2 separate regions of the Homo sapiens genome follow, and region 1 is linked to region 2. A link is an interaction called in ENCODE POLR2A ChIA-PET data of the cell type or tissue named here. Cell type or tissue: PC-3. All regions are shown on one strand. Links, peaks and the distances in the headings refer to the core of each region. The heading gives the core; the rest is flanking DNA.

Region 1 (9,658 bases), core at 797-8,796, 210 kb after region 2:
CATTTCAGATGAGCGGAGACTCAAATCTCTCACAGGGTTCCATAGCTAGTTGGAACCAGAAATCCAGCAGAAATACTGTAAGCAAGCTTGTCCAAGATGTGGTCCAGGACAGCTTTGAATGTGGCTCAACACAAATTCACAAACTTTCTTAAAACGCTATGAGATTTTTTTTGCAATTTTTTTTTTTTTTAGCTCATCAGCTATCGTTAGTGTCCGTGTATTTTACGTGTGGCCCAAGACAGTTCTTCTTGTTCCAGTGTGGCCCAGGGAAGCCAAAAGATTGGACACTCCTGGAGGTGCAGCACAGTATCTAACACTACCTCAATACTTTTTCCACCGAACTACGTAAGACCAGCCACAGCCCAGAAAAAGAACTTCCCACAGGAAAAGGAGGAAGAGGAAAATGTGGAGGAAATCTACGAGGAGGGGATTGGCCAACCGCAAGTCAGCATGGGATGCTGGACACCTGGCCGTGCGAGAAACAGAAACGTGAGAAGTTGGAAGAAAGGAGCATAAAGAGATGGGAGAAGGCAAAGGCAGACACTGCCACTTAAGCACTAGTCTAGTAAGACTAGTACTTAATAAAGTACAAGAAAAAAGAACGGTCATTAACATCCTAACTCTCTAAAGCACAGGAGCCTTTTTAAAGGGCTTGAGGAAGTGGCAGAGACAAACTCCAAGAAAGCCTGGAGGAGGGGATCACACAGCAGCTCCCTGATTCACTAATTCAGAGGTGGTCCCAGCATCTTGTTAAGCAGACTGCCAACCCCAGCCTCACACTGTCAAGTCTGAAGGATTTGAAAGTTTCACAGATTTAACTACGAAGATTATGTCACAGATACATATTTGAGTCAAGAAATGAGTACAGATCTGGGTAGCAAATCACACGTAGCTCTTTTCAAAGAGAAAGAGGTGATCAAAATCTAAAGCTGGGTCCATGAAACATAGCTCAAATCAATTACGCGTATGCCAAATCAACTCTTAAGATTTTAAGGCTCAATCCTCTTATAAAAGCGGTGAGACAATATACAATTTCAAGATAAAACTAAAACTGGTAGTGTGAAAAGCAGAGAAGTCTCATGGTCTCAACCCAGCTTCGTGGTCTGCGCTATACAAATGATTTGTTTCCTAATCCATAAAGCACGCCTAGTAATAACGGTCATGTGTGCCTTCCAGAAACTTGATTTAAACAAGGTAACGATCATAAAGCAATCTAAAAATGTAAGCATTGCATGAATTCTGGGCATAACTTTGGAAAGGCATTTGACATGAGTCAAATAATAGCACCTGGCGATATTGCGAAGTATTCACCAGAAACAAAAAGGAAAACTTATTCATTTATTATTTTCTAACAAAGAACCCTGTGCTATTGACTCATCTTGACATAGTTAATATGTCTTTTAAAAGTTTCAGGACATTTAAAAACTTACAACATTCCATTTTTGTCTTCCCATTCCCTGCTCACCAATTTCTTCTATTTTATTTCTCTGCTTTCAGGTAAAGTTATATATATTTTCCTCAAAGTCTTAACTTTTCTTTTCTCTCCAATACATTTAGTCATATTAGAATATACTGTCAAACCTCACTTGGACTCAACTTGAGTCCATCTGATTCTCAGCACCTGGGAGTCTGGTTTAACATGGAATGCTTCCAGAGCGCCACCTGTCCTCTTAGAATGCCTTGGAATCTCCACCAACGCCTCCCCAAGATCTTCCCTCTCCCATAAACATACACCCTAAGAACGGTGTGCTTGCTATGAAAGGGCTGCTTGAAGACAAGTCTCCTAGTAACCCCACTCCCTTTCCTACCAGATTCCAGCCCCACAGTCCCCTCATTTAGAAACTACAGAGCCACCACTGTTCTCCAAGGTCATCAAAATCAGGAATGACTGTGCCCTGACGTACTCATCCATGCCCCGATGGACATTTCCTTCCCGCAACCATGATTCTTCCGTGAGGCTGTTATCTTTAGGGGATGTCCAAGTTAACGCTGTCACAGTCTATTATGGACCCAAATCCGTGGAGTTTTGTCTAGAAAAAACTGTGTCTCATGAAAATCATTTTATCTAGTGAGTCCACAACTATATAATGTGCTGCATTGTACTCTGTAGCTGCATATTAAGAGAAGACCACATGCCATGTCATGCACCTGTAGTCCCAGCTACTCAGAAGGCTGAGGTGGGGGGATTAGTTGAGCCCAGGAGTTCAAGGGCAGTCTAGGCAATCCAGCGAGACTCCATTTCTAAAACTAAATAGTTCAGGCACAGTAGCTCATTCCTGTAATCCCAGCACTTTGGGAGGCTGGGGCGGGAGGATGGCTTGAACCCAGCAGTTCGAGACCAGCCTGTGCAACAAGGCAAGATCCCATCTCTAGAAAAACATTTTTTTTTATTTAGCTGGGCGTGGTGGCACACATCTGCAGTCCCAGCTACTCAGGAGGTTGAGGAGGGAGGATCACTTGAGCCCAGGAGGTTGAGACTGCAATGAGCTATGATTGTGCCACTGCACTCCAGCCTGGGTGACAGAGTGAGACCATTTCTAAATAAATAAAAGGCACTTGGTTAGATTTAATACAACATTTAGGTTTAAGGAGTAGCAAATAGTTTTGTCATTTAGTAACATCGGAAATACTTTAATATATTTTAACTGGGGATTTCTAATTTAGCTAAGTAGGAATACCCAATCTGAGTTTTAACAGACTCATTATTTTTGGAAAATATATGGAGTTCTCAAGAAATTCTCAAAATAAAATTAATCTAATCCATTTTAAACTTTTACAACTCAGTCTGCCATACAGCAATTTTTAAATGACATAATCCTTTAGAAATCAAGCAGTGATCAGTGCTCAACTTGAAAAGTGATGGGGGTGGGGGGAACAGGCAAAAAAAAAAAAAATCACAGAACTTTAGAAGATACTGTCTATCCCAACGGCTCTCAAAGTTTGGCCCTCTGACCAGCAACGTCAGCATTACCTGGAAACTTGTAAGAAATATACATTAGTGGGCCCACCCTAGACCTTCTGAGTCAGAAACTCTGGGGTGCAGCCCAATAATGTGTGTTCTTCAGTGATTCTGATACACACCAAAGTTTGAGAACCAGAGTTCAATCCAACCACTCCACTGATGAGAAAGAAGTGAAGCCAGTAACATCCTCAAACTCGAACAAGTTGGTGACCTTCAAAATGATTCTTAAACTATATACCTGAATCCAAGTAGTCCCATAGGATCTTCTAGGCAAAAATACATCCTGATCTTTTGTAGCATTAATTCTAATATCATTACTATCTACTCAGATACAGGCAAGTATTTTTGTCATGAGTAATTTACATTTAATACCTAAAAAAGAAGACTTGGCCAAGCGCAGTGGCTCATGCCTGTCAACCAACACTTTGGGAGGCCGAGGGGGTGGGTCACTGGAGCCTAGGAGTTCAAGTCAACCCTGGGCAACATAGCAAAACACTGTCTCTACAAACAAACAAACAAAAAACACAAATTTGCCAGGCACGGTAGCATGTGCCTGTAGTACCAGCTCCTGGGGAGGCTGAGGTGGGAAGATTGCTTGAGGCCAGGAGGTTAAGGCTGCAGTAAGTTGTGATTATGCCACTGCACTCCAGACCCCGTCTTGAAAAAGATAAATAAAAAATGTTTTAAATAAAAAAGACTTCACATGATTGACCTCGCTACAAAAATGACAACTCAAATCTCACAGGCTCTTTCTGTGTGGTTGGTTGGGTTAACTTTTGTTGCTATTAGCAGTGGTGGGTTTTGTCTTGTTATGCTCGTGTTTTGGTTTGGTTTCAAGGGCAACAGCAGGAATTGACGAACACGTGGTTGATACTTTGTTTTCGATTCGGGGGCTTTTATATTTTTGCCTCACCCAAAAGGTTCATACCAAAGGTATTTGAAAAGTAAGGACTAAAGGACTAGGAATTGCTTAAAAGAGAAGTCTTCCCATTTTATCTTGGAATGTATTCTATGACTTTTTTTTAAGACAACAGATTTGTATTTCCAATTGTGTTTGACTTACTCTATGATAAAATTACTTTTCATTTGTGGAACATGTAGTGGCAGAATGATAGGAAGACAACATTTATCCTAGGAACAAGCTGTTGTGGATGAAGACAGGCCTAAAATCCAAACACACATAGCAGCACAAAGTAGGTTAAGTCTGATGCATAGTATAGATAGCAGAGTATGTTTATCGCCTCTTAAAGGTACTAAACCAAATATTCGGCTACATCATCAACCCCCAATATAGGATCTACTACATGAAATAAAATCTACAATTTTTGGTCTTAGTGCTCTTATTCTAAACAGATGTTTGATGTGTCTGATACTATATATATATTTTTTTTTTCAAAGCCTAGTAGGGGTTATCTACACAATTAAACATTTTCTATTTACATTTTAAATATCCCATTTGACAAGCTTGTAACTTGGGTGCTAGGATTACCATAGAAAAAAAATCACAGAATACATGAGATTTGGAAGCTGAAGAAAGAAATGTTTCCATTCCTGTTTCTCATGGTTAAGTTGTTTTGTCAATGTCCTGCCACACTAGAGGTAATATCTTCAGTCCTTTTTTCAGACTCCATTAACATACACAATTACCAAACAAACTTGGATTTTACAACCCAAACTTTCTAACATAGTTCAGCGCATGATTTTATTTTATTTTATTTCCTCTGAAGAAGTTATCATGGGCCAGGTGCCATGGCTCACGCCTGTAATCCCAGCACTTCGGGAGGCCGAGGTAGGGAGATCACCTGAGGCCAGGAGTTCGAGACCAGCCTGACCAACGTGGTGAAATCCCATCTCTACTAAAAATACAAAAATTAGCCGGGCGTGGTGGCGCACACCTGTAATCCCAGCTACTAGGGAGGCTGAAGCAGGAGAATCTCTTGAACCTGGGAGGCAGAGGCTGCAATGAGCTGAGATCGTGCCACTGCCCTCCAGCCTAGGCAACAGAGCGAGACTCCAACTCAAAAAAAAAAAAAAGAAGTTATCATGGATGACTGCACAATGCAATAGAAACAACTACTTCCATTTGATGTATACTTCCAACTCTCTCTGTATGACCTGAGCACCAAATCTTCTTGTGACTTTATTTTTCAATCTGTCATCAAATAAGTGTAACAATTCCTGCTACATATCTTACCAGAAAGAAATCAGAGTCACAGAGCTAACAATAGTACCCCTGGAGAGACTGCGTTCCTTGGAAGAACTATAAAGCCACTGGTGTAGTTACTCGTTACTTCTCTTCTCAGCTCCATGTTACAGCCTCTGAAGCTAAACTGGAAGGCTTAAGTTAGTTGAACATTCATTCATTCATTCAAAACATATTTATGAGCACTGATAGGTGTCAAGTAGCATATTAGGCCTTGGAGATCAATGGTCAGCAAGACAAGCACAGTTCCTTCCCCTCACAATGCATCTCAGAAAAGTACTGATTCAACTCATAGGACTTTCATTTAGTGTATACACCAAGGGCTCACATCCATTTGTAAATAATTACTCATAATCATAATTACTAATAATCACTCTACTCTGCTCCTGAAAAAGGAAGACCACACGCACTACATGAAAAGCCACAGAACACACGAATGCTCCATAATATGAAGGCCCCACATAGGCCAAAAATATCACCCACTAAGCACCTTATAATCTATGAACGGGAAGCATGGTGTTAAGCCCTAGAAGATGACTGCAGACTTTTAAAGGCAGAATACCTTAGCCTAAATGATGACCTGTCAATTACAGGACATATCTTCTGTGACTGCAGACTTTTAAAGGCAGAATACCTTAGCCTAAATGATGACCTGTCAATTACAGACATATCTTCTGTAACTGTGCCATCCAATACAGTAGCCATTAGCAGCTATTTACATTTATCAATTAGAAATTCAATTCTGGCTAGGCGCAGTGGCTCACACCTGTAATCCCAGCACTTTGGGAGGCCGAGGCGGGCAGATTGCTTGAGCCCAGGAGTTCAAAACCAGCCTGGGCAACATGGCGAAATCCCACCCCTACTAAAAACACAAAAATAGCCAGGCATGGTGGCAGGCCCCTGTAATCCCAGCTACTCGGGAGGGCTAAGGTGGGAGGATCGCTTCAGCCTGGGAAGCAGAGGTTGCAGTGGGCCAAGATTGCACCACTGCACTCCAGCCTTGGTGACAGAACAACACCGTCTCAAAAAAAAAAAAAAAAGAAAGAAAGAAAAGAAAAGAAATTCAGTTCGTCAGTCACACTTAATGTGCTCAATAGCCACAAGTGGCTAGTGGCTACCACACTGGATAACACAAATTTATAAATCATTTCCATCCTCTCCAAAAGCTCTATGGGACAGTGCTGCTCTACAAATACCTCTGTAATACTCAATCTGAAAATTACAGCAATGAAATGTGATGAAGCACCTGTGCTCTGTTATGGCACATCAAAGCATGTCCACTGGTAATGTAGTACTAGTTCTTCCTTCCCAAGTAAATCGAAAAACAAAAACAACCTTGGGCATCTCCTCCAGCATATATTAGTAACCAAGAAAGTTCACACCGTCCAATCGGCCAGTGAAGGATGAAATTCGCAAACAAGTGAAAAACTGATATTTTGCCCCTTCCTATTTCTTTGATAATGTGTTACTATTATTGTGTATTTTCTGTGTAAGTTTTGTCTTGGGGTGCTTTCAGCTGTGTTTTTAGCCTGGTAGCAAGCAGCAGAGAAGGAGGTGAGGACAGTTCAGAATGAAGATGAGTGATTCAGGAAAACACCGACACAGATAATGCAACTTAAATGGAAGTAAATGTAATTGCGACCAATGCAATAAACTTAAGTGCTTACTGTGTGCCAGTGATGTGCAGATAAACAAGTCACCATTCTCACCTTTGAGGTGCCCAATATGTAACAAATACAATGAGATATGCTGTGATATAATGCAATAAGACAAGCATATATATAATGCAGAGATGACGCAGGGAGGGTATTTTTTAAATGGTTTCTGAGGAGAAATCAGGGAACATTTCCTGAAGGAGGTATCCAAGAAGCAGAAGAGCAAACTAAGCAAAGCCATGCGCAGGAATCCCAAGTGGTTTGGCAATGCTGGTGAAAAATGTGTTTCGTGGTAAGGAGGATGGGGGTGGACAATGGGAGGAGGGAGATGGGGCTAGAGAGCTATTTCCACACCAGACCACAGATACTCACGTTCCAGTCAGGTTTGCCTGAGTAGGTCTATAAGCCTTCCTCATCAAAACTGCAAGTAATATGAAAACCAATCCCTAAAGTATGCTAAATAATATACCCATGCCTGCCATAGAGGTAACAATATTTGACAGCAATCAACAGGAATATAAAGTTCTTTGTGACACGGTACCTCTTAATAATACATACTGGTCACAAATACACTGTAGCTAGTATCATTTGTTTTCAGGGAGAAACCTCTGTTTACTATGAGTTTTCTTTGGAATCTCTGTACAGAAAATACTAATGAAATGGACTACTCCCACATCTAAACGTCCCACCAACAGTTTATCTGACCAGGAGACAAATCAAACAAATTAAGGGGAGAAAAGAGATGTAACGGCAAAGTTTCTCTACTCCAGACTAGTTGTTTTTTTTTTTCTCCAAAATGCTAATGGCAGAACTTCTGCTACTCTGTACTGTACCGCACCTCTGGGTACATCCAGCTGTGACCACACCACAACTGTATCGCATCCAGCAACCTAAAGTACTCTTGTGGTTGCTCATGTAAATACTTGGAAAATATCTGCCTCTTCCGGACTCTCCCCTTCACATTATAGAAATGCTCAAGTCTCAAAAACAAAACAAGAAACTTCCAGAGAACCTATTCACTTCAAATTACGGAGATCCCCTCTCTCCTTGATCCACAATAAACTTCTGGAAAAGGTCGCCTACAGGCCTTAAAGAATCACCACGATTTTCCTCCCCTATACAAGCAAAGCTTTTCAGACAAAAATCTTAACAGTAGAAATGTACCCACATAAACAAGCTGGCCCTCAGGCAAACATTACTACTATTCACACAAACATGGGGCCCTTAGGCAAAGGTACATTTTCCACGAGGCATATGTGACTGTTGAAAGTAGGGGTTTTGAACTCGACCTCCCTAGGTCCTAGTCACAGTAGTCCTCCCTGATTAACTCCGAGCTTCCACTCCTCCTCCAACTATAAAATAGGGGTAACAGTACTTCTACGAGTAGATCCATGTTTGGGGAGCCGCAGTATCTGACACAGAGACCCCACTGAGTGACAGATGAATACGTGTTAGCTATTTTAGCTATTTTTACTATTTTGTCCCTAAATAGATGTGATTTCACAAGTAGCTATTCCATCAAGCTGGTTACTTCTATAAATTCTCACTGCACCAAAATCACTTATGGGGAAGAGGGGGTTAAAAATACACTGTCCAGGCCCTATGTGGATGTGGGTCCAATTGGTCTGGGATTGGGCTGGCGTTAGAATCCTTCTTAAAGCACTCCAGTTGGTTATTACACGCAGCCGGCCTTCAGGAGCACACAGAAGTGTCTACCCGTCCACCGGGATGTACACACCACCTGTAAGGTCCGAGTTCTGAGCCGAGCAGCGCAGGCAGGTCCTCTCTCCTGGACTAGGCTCCCCGAAGCGCTGCGACGACAAACCTAGCACTGCTCGCCGAGAAGCGCCAAGCCCCTCAGCCAGCGCCGGGGCACCCGCGCGGCAGGGCTCCATCGGGGGCCACACGCCCCCTCGCGCGCCCTCCGCGGGCGCAGGCCCCTCCGGCCCGTGTCACCGCGCCCTCGCCTCCCGCGCCCCGGCCCCCTCCCGCCCACGGCACGTGACTCGACACGCGCCAGCTGCACGCGGGCTCCATCAAAACAAAAACAGAGGAGGCCGGCCGGGCGGCGGCGGGCGCGCGCGGGGGCGGCAGAGAGCGGGCGCGCCCCCGCTGCCCGGCGCCGCGACCGCGCCTCCACCGCCCCGGGCACCGCCGGCCGCGCGCCCCGGCAGGCCGGGGGCGGGAGGGCAGAGGGCACCACCCTGTTTACCGCCACGGCCCCGCCCCGCCAGCGCCCGCTCCCGGAAACGGTCTCCCGGGAGAGGGCCGGCGAGTGCGCACCCACCCGCGGCGGGGAACGCCGGCCCTGCGTGGGAGGCGCCCGGCTCCGGCGGCCCGCCGCCCCCGGCTGCTGCGTGTCACCCCCGTCACGACTCTGCTACGCACTTCGCCCCCAGCTTTCAGCTCCGGCGCTTCCGCAGACCCCTCACGTGGCTGCCGCCTCCCTGCCATGGCACTCCCCGGCGACCGGGGCTGCGGCCCCTAGCGCTGCGAGGGATCCCGAGCCTGTGCCCACCCCACCTTGGACGTCACCCTCCTCGGACCACCCAACCCACACCTTCCGCCTAGGGCGGGGCGAGGGGAGGACGGCTACGAGCTGTCAGGAGCCTCCAGCTTTCCCCGTGACGAAGCTCACCCTCGCCCTGATGTCGCCACTCACCCAGCAGCGGGCTGCGAGCTGGAGCAGACGTTAACACCGAGGGAGGACTGAAGGGAACGTCTTGATTTTTCTCCTTAATTTGCCACAGACACAGGGAAAAAAAAAAAAAAACAAAAACAGCAGACGCAGCTCTACCTTTGCGCTGGCTTTAAAGCTTTTAAGCTCCCCACGTCATC
Region 2 (9,658 bases), core at 862-8,861:
TGGTGGCATCTTCGTCTTTCAGAAGAGGGGCTAGAGACTTAGAAAGGGTACATGACTTCACTTCCTCTTGGTCACAGAGCTGGAGTGGCAGACTGGGACTCAAACTCCAACATGCCTGATTGCCAGCCCAGGCATTCAGCCAGCACTCTTTACTGCTCTGTCCTTTATACCATTCAGCGCATCTTCACATGGACCTCTGAACAGTCACTGGCCCCAAGTCTCAGGGTTTCATCAGTAAGTACATGAGTAAACCATGAAAGCCAGCTTTGGTCATGAGGAGTAGAAGTAGCACCAAATAGCTCACCAAGAGAAAGGGAGAAAAATTGGAAATTAGCACAATTTGGCTTGCACTGAATGGTCAGAAGACCTGGACCCTCCACCACACTTCTGACATGCAGTGTGACCTTAGGCCAGTCCCATCTTCTCTAAAGCTTCATTTTCCCACTAACCTTAAAGAAGTTCAAGTCAAAGAGCACAGTGATGAGTCCCACAGATCATGCTTGAGATGGTGACAGTGTTAAAATACTGACTCCAAAATACAGCCTGGCAGTTTATCTTCTCGAGTTTCCTGTTTCTATGACACTGTACGGTGAGATGGCCAAATGCAGACTCCAGAGCCAGAATGCCAAGCTCTGCCACCAGCTCCTCACACAACCCTGCACAAATCACTTTAACTCTCTGTGCCTCAGTCTCCTCATCTGTAAAATGAGGGTAATAGGCCGGGTGCGGTGGCTCACGCCTGTAATCCCAGCACTTTTGGAGGCTGTGATGGGCGGATCACGAGGTCAAGAGATTGAGATCATCCTGGCCAACATGGTGAAGTCTCGTCTCTATAAAAATACAAAAATTAGCTGGGCGTGGTGGCATGTGCCTGTAGTCCCAGCTACCTGGGAGGCTGAGGCAGGAGAATCACTTGAACCTGGGAGGCGGAGGTTGCAGCAGTGAGACGAAATCGCGCCACTGCACTCCAGCCTGGCGACAGAGTGAGACTCCGTCTCAAAAAAAAAAAAAGATGGTAATAACTGGACCTAGCACATAAGGTTGTTGTGAGGATTAAATCAGGTAAATATGATGAAGCCATCTGAACCAGTGTTAGCACAATGTAAATATTCAGTAAATGGTAGCTATGATAATAAAAGTAATACATTAGTTTTCAATAAGCACATTATAAACAGAGATGTGGCTAAGAGATCCACCACAGCTGGTAAATGGAGAGGGTGCAGAGATCCTGCTGTCACATGCTTTGCCATACATTGACATATTCTGGAGTAACTGACTGCAAAGCTGAAATGGCATCCCCAACTGAATTTACTGAAATTCATATATTTAATATTTTTGACTGCCTTCTCTTCTTCCCAGTCTAAGACCTGAATATGGGATCTATACCCTTGTTTTTAAGCAGGAGTTCATGTTATAGATTCTTCCTGACCGTAAACCGGGAGTTGGGTGGTTGAGAGAAAAAGAGTAGAGATCAAATACTAATGATCATTTAAAAAAACATATCAGGCTTGTCAGGCACGGTGGCTCACACCTGTAATCCCAGCACTTTGAGAGGCTGGGGCAGAGAATCACTTGGCCCAAGTTTGAAACCAGGGCAACACAGGGAGACTCTGCCTCTACAAAAGAAATTTTAAAAAACTAGCCAGGCGTGGGTGGTACACGCCTGTGGTCCCAGCTACTTGGGAGGCTGAGGTGGGAGGATCGCTTGAGCCTGGGAGGTTGAGGCCGCAGTGAGTTGTGATCACACCACTGTACTCCAGCCTGGGCAACAGAGCAAAACCCTACCTCAAAAAAGAAAAAGAAAAATGTACTGAGGAATCATCCAGGGACAAAATAAAACTCCCTTGAGGTTGACTTATAAGCAGAAGCCTCTACTTACGTAGGTGTAAAAGCAGTCTGTTAACAGATATTTTCCAGGCACAGAAATCCTCAGGAGGCATTTGTTCAGAAGACCTGCACCTGGAATTTAAATGACAGTATGAGCTCCTAGGAAATCTCCTGGAGTAACAGCAGAAGAAAAAGTCAGTTGTTTTCTCGTAAACATGTTTCTCCACCAGTGTCACCAACAGATGCATTTTTAAAAACAAGAAATAGAAAGCACCTTCTCTTTCCTGCTTAAGACACACAGGTTGGGAAAGTTCCTGTACAGTGAGCAACACATGCCCCCTCATGCTGGTGCTCTGTGCGGGAGAAAACGTGAGGTGTGGCCGTTGCTAAGGAAACCGCTGACACGAGGCAGAGCAGCAAGGTTTGCTCAGCAAGGTGTCTTAGGAAATAAAACACAGTCTAAGCCTATAGATCCCATCACAGAAGAAAGGCAGGCAAGGATCCCGCACAGGAGACGGTAGAAGGCTTCTATTTTCACAACTGATTCTGCAGCCTCGTGCTGTAGCAGTACAGGCTGCAGAAGGTTTGTGGAGGGGAGCGCCGGTCTGCAAGGACGGTCTGTGACGGCTTCAGAATCAGGTGGAGGGCAACTGAGAAGAATGGAAACCACCTCACATTCTCTCCTACCTGGTCTAACTTTACAGACGAAATGCATCTTTCAGCTGCATCACAAGAGAGGAAGCCAAGGTCGTAGGGTCTTCATTTCTGAAAACTGATTGTTCAAGTAAATCCTTCAGTCGTCCCCCTGATGCGACCTGCTAGGGAAGCTGGGAGTGCCTTCACAGTGGCTCCAAGGGGGTGTCCTTATAGGGGATTACATCTCAAGACACATTTTACCCAGCAAGAGGCTGCATGACTCAGCAGTCTGATGAAGAAAGCTCTGTTAAGTTACCACCAATTGCAATTTCTAAGTTAATGATTACAGCTCCACCGAGGAACCAGAACACAGCTGAGGCCACAGAGCATTCCCCGTGCTTACTGGCCAGTGGGGATGATGTTGCCCAGATGTGTGGGTCGGAGCTGAATGGTGAAGACAATGATTTGTGATTCGCAGGTGGACTCTTTAAGCCAGGTGCTACTGAACATGCTCTTCAGTGACTGGGAAGCTCTCAAGAAAGATGATATCACAACAGGAACAGATTATGTTGGGAAGATTCTTGAGAGTTGAGATTAAAATCCAAGAGGAGCTCGGCCAGTAAAATAAATGGTCAGAAAAAGCCATTTGATACTGTCCTACAACAGAAAATACATCTAAAAAATCAAGCTGAGAAGTACAGATGGGAAGGAAGAGGCAGTGGGGTAAAACAACAATCAAACCAACGTGAAGCTACCGAACACACAGAATTCTGGAATATTTAAACACTATCATAATAGCATGTTTCCAAAATTGTCTGATTATAAAAATGGGTATAGAAAACCAACGTCAGACAGGAGCTCTTTCATTTTTTTCTTTTTTTTTTTTTTTTTGTGAGATAGTCTCACTCTGTCACCCAGGCTGGAGTGCAGTGGCATGATCTTGACTCATTGTAACCTCCGCCTCCTGGGTTCGAGCGATTTTTTCTCATGCCTCAGCCTCCCAAGTAGCTGGAGTTTTAGGCGTGTGCCACTACACCCAGCTAATTTTTGTATTTTTAGTAGAGATGGGGTTTTGCCATGTTGGCCACGCTGGTCTTGACCTCCTGACCTCAGGTGATCCGCCCACCTCGGCCTCCCAAAGTGTTGGGATTATAGGTGTGAGCCACCGCGCCCAGCCCTCTTTCACTTTTCAACAGTAACTGAAGTCTGTGTCAGATTGTGAGGAACACCTGTCTGCTGCTTTCTGGAAGCTTTCAGTATTTGAAAAAGTGGCTAGGGAAGCTGCTGGGAAGTCCTTCAATTAACCTTAAAAAGCATGTAATAAAACCTAATTATAGAGCATGCTTCTTTCATCCTCTCTGTCACTCCTTTAGAGAATGTGGTGACTTTCTAAGCCACTGTCCCTGCAACCTCCTAGGATTTAGATGTATGAACATTATTTACAGATGGGAAAAACAGAGCACTGAAAGTTTTGGTCAAGAAAACCGTACGGGTTAGTGATGGGGTTTCTCAATTGTGAAGACCTGAGCTTGACAAATGCATTTTCAGCTTCCCAGGATACCCCTGGCTCCTCAGTGAGCACTGGAAGTTTGTCCCTTCTATAGCAGCCCTTGGCAGTTCCAGTCTAGGGGCAGAAGCCAGCCTGCCACTGCAGAGAAGAGCAGCAAGTTCCAGCCCAGCCGGCGAGCACGCTGCACTCATGGGCTTCCCAAGGCTCTGGCGGGAAGTCACGGGTCAAGTGAGGTCTTCTTAGGTGCTCAACAGTCACACTCTGGGGCCTGAAAGGTCTTAGAAGCTTATCTCTGTCAATCTCTGCTTAGAATCAAATCGATCAATCAATACCTTTTCCTTCTCTTTGCTTCTCCTACTGAGCCCCAGCATATTTGAGTGAAGGTACTTACATGTACGTAGCCTTTTAAAAGCCAAGTACTATCAAGTGAGCTCCCATTTCAAGGCACGTTTGAACTGGGAATAGAAAGACGGGCAGCTTAAGCTTTGGGATCATACAGACCCGGATTCAAATTTCACTTGTTACACAGCCTTGGCAAGCTATTCAATCCTTTTGGGGCTTTAGTTTTTTGTTTTTGTTTTGTTTTTTTAATTTATAAAGTAGAAATGATGTTAACTCTCAGAGTTGTTGTGAAAACACAGCTGACTCAAATAAAATACAAGATACATAGATTTTCAACACATTAACCCCCACCACCCCACCACTTTCCCCTGTGAGGGGATGGCACATCTAACATTTTTGGGTAAAATTTCCAGAAGATCTATACAGTCGAGTTGTTAAAAACTGGTGTGAAAGACTAAAATAAGATTAGGCATCAGTAAATCAAGGCTGCGGGTGGGTCTGGGGGCTTCTCTGGAGGGAAAGGCCAGACCAAGGGATGTCCCAACAGGAAGTTAGGAGTCTGGGGAAAGACAGATATGATCTGAAACTGGGACCAGGAAATTCCAACCATTTCTGCCTACTGATTACTCATCATTGATTCACCAAGTTTACAATTTACCAGGAGGATATGGGAGCAAACGAGAGGTAAATCCCACTGAAGTTTAAAACATAAAAATAGACAATGACAGAGGGTGTCAAAGGAAACCACAGGGCATGGCGGGGGCAAACACAGGAGGCGCCGGTCCCCGTGAGCCAGACACAGGAGGGACATGCCACTTCTTCCACGAGGGACTAACTAGCAGCAATGCTGCAGAGACACAGGTCACTTCTCAACATTCCTGGTCAAGACAGACCTCTTAAAATCATGGGTAAATATCCACCGACTGCCTCCTAGAAGCCCGCACTGTGCTGCACGCTGCTGGGGAATACTGAGGAGGGGATGTGAAATGTCTGTATGTGACCCAGGACCTAACTGTGGAATGGAGTCCAATTCTCAGGGACAGAGAAAGTGCTCCGGTGTGTCCTGCTGGTGGAGAGCACAATCGTCATTGGAGACTGGATGAGCTCAGGGCAGGCTGATGGATTATTCAGGAGAGGCTTCATAGGGGCCAGGGGCCTGAGCTGGGCTCTCCAGGGGTGCAGCCTGGGCAGGGGAGAAAGGGAGAACTCTAGGAAGGGGACGGTAAAATCATGCCAGATGTGGCAGGGGTGAAGACAGTGGGGGATTGGGCAGAGCCATGGTAGACATCCCACCGCCAGGGATCAGAGATGACAGGGCAGCAGGCGTGCGGGGGTGGAGCCCACATGTAGATCCCCCGCCCCCGCACACAGGGTCAAAGTTAGCTGGGATCAGGGATGACGGGGGGGTGAGAAGAAGCGTGGATTTTATGAAGAGTAGAAGAAACAGATGTTTGTTAAGACCTAACATGTGGGAGGCACTGCTGTGGACAGGAGTGAGTGAGACGCAGGGCCGGTCTTCATGGAGTTTACAAGCTGGCGGGGGATACAGCCCTGTGGACAGATAACTGTCATTACACGGGCTAAACACTAGCATAGGGGGAATTCTAGGAGATACAGGGACCCACAGGTATGGCACCAGACTATGGGGTCAGAATAAGATCTCACCACAGAGGTATGAGCAAAAAGAAACAGGATATGGTCTGTTCCTTTCAAGCTTCCCACAGGGGCCAGGAGCCCCTTTTGCAGGATGTCTTAATAAATGGGACATAAAGGTACCCATTTGTCTAGAGTGCAGTGTTGGCTGCAGACAGTGAACATATGAAATGATGCCCTTAAAATGCCCTTTGGCTCAAAACGAGTCCCCTTCCCTGACCCTAGCTTTAGAAATCAAAAGGAAGATGATCATGTCATGGGACCCCAAATTACACTCACACTGCAGGTGAAACACTGGGGTGACTTTCACACGCACAGCTAAGAAGGAAGCCAGTTTCCGTATGACTGCAAGTGCACAGAAAATCTAGCATGCCGAACAGGAGGAGCAGTGGAGGGGAGTGCTCGCTTAGGAGGGACCCAGGAGCATGCAGAGCCTCTGTCCTGAATCTGCTCCCTCTATGTAAGGAGGCCATGAATAAGGTACCCATTCCAAGAACAACAGCAAGGGGAGGGTTAGGAGACATTCTCATCCAATGTGAATATAAAAATCTTAAGAAGAAAACAATACCCACTGCTTTCTGTTCCATTGTCCCAGCTTACTGTGTGATTTTCTGTTAGGAGAACTGTACCCACAGCTTTAATTTGATGCATTTGCTGGATCATGCTTTTTTAAACAAATATAAAGCAGAGAAGAAAAAAAATCCAAGGTAGATTTCAGTTAAACTATCACCACCACGACTCTCCAATTCACTCCCGTGTAGAAAATGTGCATTTGTTTCTACGGAGCATGTGTAGACAGCCCTAGCTCCCTGGAAGAGAGATCTGAGGGAAGGCCATTATGGACGCACAGTGGTCTTAACACAGCGAAACTCCTCTCTTCAGTAGCTTTTTTTTTTTTTTTTTTTTTTTGAGACAGAGTCTTGCTCTGTTGCCCAGGCCGGAGGCAGTGGTGCGATCTAGGCTCACTGCAACCTCCGCCTCCCAGGTTCAAGTGATTCTCCTGCCTCAGCCTCCCAAGTAGCTAGACTATGGGTATGCCCCACTACACCCAGCTAATTTTTGTATTTTGAGTAGAGATGGGATTTCACTATGTTGGCCAGGCTGGTCTTAAACTCCTGATCTCAGGTGATCCACTCGCCTGGGCCTCCCAGAGTGTTAGGATTACAGGCGTGAGCCACCACGCCCAGCCAGTAGCTCTTTTAAAAATAAACTGGGCTGGGCATGGTGGCTCACACCTGTAATCGCAGCACTTTGGGAGGCCAAGGCTGGAGGATCGCTTGAGGCCATGAGTTCGAGACCAGCCTGGGCAACACAGCAAGACTGCATGTCTCTACAAAAAAGTTTAAAAGTAGCTGGGTGTGGTGGTGAGTGTAGTCCCAGCTACTTGGGAGGCTGAGGCAGGAGGATCGTTTGAGCCCAGGAGGTTGAGGCTGCAGTGAGCCTTGATGGTGCCACTGCACTCCAGTGACAGAACGAGACCCTGTCATACACACACAAAAAATTAAAATAAATTGCCTACTTTAAAAATAAAGACAAGGTGGGGCGCAGTGGCTCATGCATGTAATCCTAGCACTTTGGGAAGACGAGACAGGTGGATCACTTGAGGTCAGGAGTTCGAGAGCAGCCTGGCCAACATGGCGGAACCCCGTCTCTACTAAAAATACAAAAATTAGGCGAGCTAAGAGATCACAGCACTGCACTCCAGCCTGGGTGATGGAGCGAGACTCTGTCTCAAAAAAATAAAAATAAAATAAAAATTAATACAGGTGTTGGGAATGAGGTCTGGGAGGTGGCTGTCATTTATCTCTAAAATCATGCTAGAAGCTAAATATATAATCATTTTTCCTCCACGTTGTTTCCATGGGCTTAGAAGAGGGAAAAAATGGCACTTAGTGTTACTAGGACCAAAAGACAGCTCCTCCTACTAAAAGATCATCCTGGAGTTGCTTAACTGAATATTTATGACATACTAACATCCTTTGGGGGAAAACACGTTTCGAAATAATCAATTAAAAAAAGCAAAGTGATCAATGACAGCTGTTTAAACACCACCTGGAAAAATAGGATTTACTCCACAGCAGCTCCCTGGGTGCAGAGATCTTGGTGCAGATCCCATTTCGCTGACTTGCTTTCTCTCCTTAGACAAATGTGTGTGGCGGGGCTGAGTACCTGCTCATGTCCTTTTCTGGGGACGCCACACATGGCTGGTTTCTGGCCCTTGGGGACAGTGGCTCAGGTCCAGAGGAGAACCCTTACTGGCTGTAGTGTGGTGGGCACAGCAGGGGTGGGCCGGTTCACCTCCTGGCTTTGAAGAAATGGGTTCTCTCCTATGGCATCTGTGATTCCCAAAGTCCTCAATCAAGCAGGAAGGGGGTGAGTCGATGGCTCTTCCCAAGGCCTTCTCCTCCCATGGACAGCTTCTCTGTCCGAGTTCTCTCGCCGTTTCTCCCCCTTTACTCCATCCCAAGAGGCACTTGTGAGCTTCAAGGGCATCTTCTAAATATTACATTCACTCAGTGCCCCAAAGAGGACAGCCTGTTCTTAGAACATTGCTCAATTCTTTCTCCTGTGGTAAGGATTCAGTTTGTTTTATTAAGAACTAGTGTGGCATAAGTTCATTCTCATCCAAAAAAAAAAAAAAGAAGTATATCAAGTCTCTTCTTTTGGCATATAGTAGATAGAATTGTTATTATTCTTGTTTCTGTCCCAGAGCTAATACATTCACGACACACTGGCAAAGGATATTTTGAAAAAGCTGTCTATGGCAAATAACTGATTTGTTTCATTTTGTAAAAATGAAGTTCTCCTTTCTGACCCAAGTCGTTTTCTAAACGATCTCAAAGGGCAAGCTGCCTCTTCCAGCGGGAGGCTGAGGCCACGCTGGAACCTCCTTCCGAGGTCTGGACAAGAGCTGTGTGGTGCAGAGGAGGGAGGGCTGGGCCCAGAACCCAGAGGTCTGCCTCGGGCTGGCCTCTCTCTCCAGTCCTGTGACCTCTGGCTGACCAAAGCCTCCCTGGTTCCGTCCCTTCATGTCTGAAATAAGCAAGCTATATTTAATAGTTTTCCTTTTGCTCTAAAATAAGATGATTCTGAAATACGACATTAAGTGTGAGGCTGGTTTCTGCTTTGGACCTCACCTAAGGGGTTTTAGTCATAAGCCCATGCGTGGAAACTGGCCCTGCCAAAAAAGAAACATTCTGAATCATTCAAAACCATTAAGAATGTTGGCTCTGACTTCAGAAAGGCAAGATAAACAGACCCGTGCCCAGCGGGAACTCACTTACTGGATGTCTCTGTGTTTTTAACTCATCGGTGCCTGAGTACTTCCCAGGTTCCTTCGAATGGCTTCAATGTTTAACGCTGTCACATTTGTACTATGAACTCCACTTTCATAAAGGCGGGGGCAGGGGGGTATTTAATTTGGTGCTAAGTGCTCATTAATCTTTTTAGTGTGGTCACCAGAACTGGCTTTTTTGCAGCCTCTAATCCAAAAGCAGGTTAATTCTCCTGCCCCACACAGGTTATAAAGTTAAGAAAATGTGGCACATATACACCATGGAATACTATGCAGCCATAAAAAATGATGAGTTCATGTCCTTTGTAGGGACATGGATGAAATTGGAAACCATCATTCTCAGCAAACTATCGCAAGAACAAAAAACCAAACACCGCATATTCTCACTCATAGGT

Evidence for each region. ChIA-PET counts read pairs that join two places held together with the same protein. Peaks named below come from ENCODE experiments on the same cell type or tissue, not always from the same donor. Only the 100,000 strongest peaks of a DNase experiment are listed, where the experiment ranks them.
Region 1: POLR2A ChIA-PET joins it to region 2 with 11 read pairs; 5 of 35 experiments call an interaction of 5 or more read pairs at or near these places.

Annotation. Positions count from the first base shown.
Region 1 is chr7:131,097,063-131,106,720 of GRCh38, forward strand. All of the region lies in intron 2 of LINC-PINT (long intergenic non-protein coding RNA, p53 induced transcript), which reads right to left. Among named protein-coding and RNA genes, the nearest start is that of LINC-PINT, 8.0 kb to the right of the region's middle. RefSeq lists an enhancer at 7,590-7,639 and silencers at 8,654-8,753, 8,904-9,373. In PC-3, for the core only: no CTCF peak of the experiment used is centred there; no DNase peak of the experiment used is centred there; H3K4me3 peaks cover 979 bases.
Region 2 is chr7:130,882,438-130,892,095 of GRCh38, forward strand. LINC-PINT (long intergenic non-protein coding RNA, p53 induced transcript) reads right to left here. Exons shown (of 8, transcript NR_170176.1): 7 at 1,880-1,959; 8 at 1-299. Among named protein-coding and RNA genes, the nearest start is that of MIR29B1, 9.7 kb to the left of the region's middle. RefSeq lists an enhancer at 4,040-5,239. In PC-3, for the core only: no CTCF peak of the experiment used is centred there; a DNase peak (open chromatin) is centred at 4,974; H3K4me3 peaks cover 511 bases; H3K27ac peaks cover 6,636 bases.